2 separate regions of the Homo sapiens genome follow, and region 2 is linked to region 1. Evidence: read pairs that join two places in POLR2A ChIA-PET (ENCODE). Cell type or tissue: HepG2. All regions are shown on one strand.

Region 1 (2,500 bases):
TGTGTTTTGGGGGTGCTCTTCCTAAGGAGTAACTTTGTGGTGTTCTCTGTGTTTCCTGAATTTGAATGTTGGTCTGTCTTGCTAGGTTGGGGAAGTTCTCCTGGATAATACCCTGAAGAGTGTTTTCCAACTTGGTTCCATTCTCCCCGTCACTTTCAGGTACAGCAGTCAAACGTAGGTTTGGTCTTTTCACATAGTCCCATATTTCTTGGAAGCTTTGTTCGTTCCTTTTCATTCTTTTTTTCTCTAATCTTGTCTTCATGCTTTATTTCATTAAGTTGATCTTCAATCTCTGACATCCTTTCTTCTACTTGATCGATTTGGCTATTGATACTTTATGCTTCACGAAGTTCTCGTGCTGTGTTTTTCAGCTCCATCAGTTCATTTATATTCTTCTCTAAACTGGTTACTCCAGTTAGCAATTCCTGTAACCTTTTATCAAGGTTCTTAGATTCCTTGCATTGGATTAAAACATGCTCCTTTAGCTCAGAGGAGTTTGTTATTACCCACGTTCTGAAGCCTACTTCTGTCAATTCGTCAAACTCATTCTCCTTCCAGTTTTGTTCCCTTGCTGGAGAGGAGTTGTGATCCTTTGGAAGAGAAGAGGCATTCTGATTTTTGGAATTTTCAGTCTTTTTGTGCTGGTTTTTCCTCACCTTCATGGATTTATCTACCTTTGGCCTTTGATGTTGGTGACCTTTGGATGGAGTTTTTGTGTGGTTGTCCTTTTTGTTGATATTGATGCTATTGCTCTTTGTCTGTTAGTTTTCCTTTTAACAGTCAGGCCTCTTCTGCAGGTCTGCTGGCATTTGCTGGAGGTCCACTCTAGACCCTGTTTACCTGGGTGTCACCAGCAGAGGCTGCAGAACAGCAAAGATTGCTGCCTGCTCCTTACTCTGGAAGCTTCATCTCAGAGGGCCACCCACCAGATGCCAGCCAGAGCTCTCCTGTATGAGGTGTCTGTTGACACGTGCTGGGAGGTGTCTCCCCATCAGGAGGCATGGGGGTCAGGGACCCACTTGAGGAGGCAGTCTGTCCCTTAGCAGAGCTCAAGCGCTGTGCTGGGAGATCCACTGCTCTCTTCAGAGTCAACAGGCAGGAACATTTAAGTTGGCTGAAGCTGCGCCCAGAGCCACCCCTTCCCCCAGGTGCTCTGTCCCAGGGAGATGGGAGGTTTATCTATAAGCCCCTGACTGGGGCTGCTGCCTTTCTTTCAGAGATGCCCTGTCTAGAGAGGAGGAATCTAGAGAGGCAGTCTGGCTACAGTGGCTTTGCGGCACTGCAGTGGGCTTTGCCCAGTCCGAACTTCCTGGTGGCTTTGTTTACACTGTGAAGGGAAAACAACCTACTCAAGCCTCAGTAATGGTGGACGCCCCTCCCCCCACCAAGCTGGAGAGTCCCAGGTGGACTTCAGACTGCTGTGCTGGCAGCGAAAATTTCAAGCCAGTGGATCTGAGCTTGCTGAGCTCCATGTGGGTGTGATCCGCTGAGCAAGACAACTTGGCTCTCTGGCTTTGGCCGTTTCCAGGGGAGTGAACGGTTCTGTCTTGCTGGTGTTCCAGGTGCCACTGGGGTATGAAAAAAAAAACTCCTGCAGCTAGCTCCATGTCTGCCCAAACAGCCACCCAGTTTTGTGCTTGAAGCCCAGGGCCCTGGTGGTGTAGGCACCTGAGGGAATCTCCTGGTCTGTGGGTTGTGAAGACCATGGGAAAAGCATAGTATCTGGGCCAGATAGCACCATCCCTCACAGAAGGGTCCCTCACAGCTTCCCTTGTCTAGGGGAGGGAGTTCCCTGACCCCTTGCGCTTCCTGGGTGAGGCAATGCCCCACCCTGCTTCTGCTCACCCTCTGTAGGCTGTACCCACTATCTAACCAGTCCCAATGAGATGAACGGGGTACCTCAGTTGAAGATGCAGAAATCACCTGCCTTCTGCGTTGGTCTTGCTGGGAGCTGCAGACCGGAGCTGTTCCTATTTGGACATCTTGCCTGGGAATCCTGGTTCTTAATAATAGTAAAATTTCTAATAGTGCTTGGCAAAATCAAGCCAACCTAAGGAATGCTCATTTTACCAAAGGCATATTTCAGGATATTCGTCATTTCTTCAAAATATTGAATAAAAAAACCACTATGGAACATTTTTACAGGATATTTTAATCACTTTAAAGTATACAAGGTAAAGAGGAGTGTTGCAGATAAAAAGGCAACTTCAATAAATGGACAAGAATGGAAGTTGTGTGATACATGAAATGTTTATGGACTGAGTAATCAGATCAAGCAGTGTTCAAATCCTGCCTCTGCAGCTTACTAAGTGACCTTAGATGAGTTACTGAACTTAGAACTTCAGCTTTCATACTTATAAGACGGAGATGAAAATCATCTATTTCAAAGAATTCTTCTAAGGACCAAATGACACTGTATATAAACTGTCTTGCTGGCTATATATTATGCATTCGGTTAATTATAGTTTCTCCCATATGAAACCAGCACATCAGAGTGGCC
Region 2 (2,500 bases), 310 kb before region 1:
TGGAGACCCTGCTGCCTCTCGCCACTCTACTAAAATATGGCAAATTTACACACAGTTACGTAAATGATTTTTTGGGTCAAATTTTTCTCTTTCATCTTAATGTCTAATTTTGTCACAATTAATTGTGTTAACCACATCATGCATGGACTGAATACCCCTATGTAACACTTGTCACATTGGAATTTAACATCAAATATACTCAGTTTCCCCCTGGACTGGCAATACAATTATAGGAGATTCACATTTTTCATTTCTTTTTAAAAAAAGACAACTGCGAAACAATCGTACGTTGTAGCTTAAGGACCAAAGGCAAAGAAGCTTTGCCCTCTAATGGAAACTGCAATCGCATTGTAAACAACCCTAATGTAAATAATTGTTCCAACTGGAACTTGCTAGGGCAGGAATTAGGCACTGAGGGACACAGCTCAGGCTGTTTGGCATGAGGGTTACTGAGCATATATCCCTGAGCATACACCTTTGCCTTGTCCTGGTCTCTAAGGAACAGCATAGACCCCCCTCCACCTCCCACCTTGCCCCCTTGATTCATTCGTAATTTCTTATTTGGCAATAGGAAGAGGGAAATTTCAAACAAAATATTTTTCACCACCTGGAAAACAATCTACCTGAAAGCAGATTCCTAGTGCTCATTACTGCGAGGCTGGGCTCATCGCAGCCATTGTCATGCAAGCACAGTTGTAAGTAATAATGTGGCCTTTAATGACGGAATGATGGACCTGCCAAACACTTGCTCCTGCCATGGACTGCTTGCATTTCCCTGCTGGAGAGCACAGAGATGCCCATCTGGGAGTTATTAACATATCCTCGTCAATTCAGAACCGACTTTAACATAATCCATATTTGTTGGAGAAAGTCCAACATCAGCTTGAGAACAGCAGTCACGTGCCTCAATGACACATTTCAAACAGCACACACCGAGCATGCTTGGGCAGCTAAGCAATTCAGAAATGCAAATAGCTGAAGCACTCTCCTGACTAGATAAAAAGGACAAATCCCTTTTGGCAAGAGACTGGATAGCCTCTTAATGTTGCAGGAAAACAACCAAACTGGGAAAGGTACAAATTCCAGAAGCATCAGTTTGGGTTTGGTGAGTCACCAGGAAGGCATCTCTTTTTTGGTTTATTCCAATCATGTTGGTACAATCAATCTCGGGTCGAACTTTGGACTTCAGCTGTTGTCAGGCAGAGCTGTTTGTCTGGGATTCAGGAATACAGATGCTCTTAAACCAACAATGTTGCACGTTGTACGCTTGCTTGTTGACATATGTACAGTATAAGCACACATCTCTCCCTTTAAAACACAACAAAGAGCTATCAGTTCCAATTCAACATCATCTTAGTTCTCGTTCTGAATGGGTTACCTAATGTGAATAAATCTGTGGAAAAAGCTAGATTGGTTATGGTCCTTAATATGAGTCCTCATAAAATTAATTTGTATCAAAATATCATGTAAAGTCTGTGGAAGTTATCTCCAAATTAGGCACTGGTTTTTGTGAGTATAGAATATGTGCCTGGATACTTTTTGAATTATTTTAACGTGCTGAAAATACATTTCATCAACTAAATGCCTTTGGTTGATAGATACTATTGGTGTTATCTGTACCTTGTAGTGAAATAAATTAAGAAATAAGGGGTAAAAAGCACTTCCTTGAGGCCACCACCCATTTCTATTGAGGTGGATTTTGGTAAAATTGCAATAAAATCCTATTTCAGATTACGTAAACCAAAGCCAAATGCAAATTCTTCCTTCAAATATTTAAATAGATGCACAGGGCTAGATCACTAGATAATAGCATTGTACCACTATTAGATTTTCTTCATTTGATAATCATATTGTGGTTATGCAAGAGAATGTTTTTGTTCTTAAGAAATACATGTTGAAAGTATCTAGGAATAAGGGGTTATGATATCTGCAATGTTCTCAAATAGTTCAGCAAGATAAAAATAATGAAAATACATACACAAAGAGAAGACAAATGTGGCAAAATGTTTACAACTGATCAACATAGGCAAGGGCTGTATGTGTGTTCCTTGTGCCATTGTGGCAATTTTCTAGTAGGTTTGAAATTTTTCAAAATAAAAAATCAGAAATAAAATCAATTAGACTCACAGCTAATAATATGGACTTCTTAAAAATAAAATTCACTGTTTGGAAACTTTCTCTTATTCACTGTTCTTTGCTTAATGATAACATTTTCTTTATGTTCTTTACTTAATGATAACATTTTTAATAAGGTGGGGAATGACCTGGAAGAAGAGGAAGACAGGAAGTGAGAAATAGCTTACCAAGGGACAGGAAAATGAGGCAGAGAGACAAAAAAGGTGGGAAAAGTGAGATAGAATAGGAGAGAAGAAAATACCAAAGGGAGGACAAAGCGCACCTCAGTGCAGTTCTGAGCCAGAACATCTGGGGCAACCAGGGGTAATGCTCCAAGGCTGGGAAGAAGACGGGGCAGAGATCTTACCCACATGGTAGGGACCAT

Evidence for each region. ChIA-PET counts read pairs that join two places held together with the same protein. Peaks named below come from ENCODE experiments on the same cell type or tissue, not always from the same donor. Only the 100,000 strongest peaks of a DNase experiment are listed, where the experiment ranks them.
Region 2: POLR2A ChIA-PET joins it to region 1 with 6 read pairs; 1 of 35 experiments calls an interaction of 5 or more read pairs at or near these places.

What each region holds. Positions count from the first base shown.
Region 1 is chr2:175,912,770-175,915,269 of GRCh38, forward strand. No RefSeq gene overlaps it. Among named protein-coding and RNA genes, the nearest start is that of LNPK, 88 kb to the right of the region's middle. In HepG2, no CTCF peak of the experiment used is centred here; DNase peaks (open chromatin) are centred at 772 and 1,372.
Region 2 is chr2:175,605,408-175,607,907 of GRCh38, forward strand. It overlaps LOC107985962 (a long non-coding RNA gene), which reads right to left. Exons shown (of 4, transcript XR_007087312.1): 4 at 1-2,500. Among named protein-coding and RNA genes, the nearest start is that of LNPK, 400 kb to the right of the region's middle. In HepG2, no CTCF peak of the experiment used is centred here; DNase peaks (open chromatin) are centred at 374 and 1,164; H3K4me3 peaks cover 578 bases.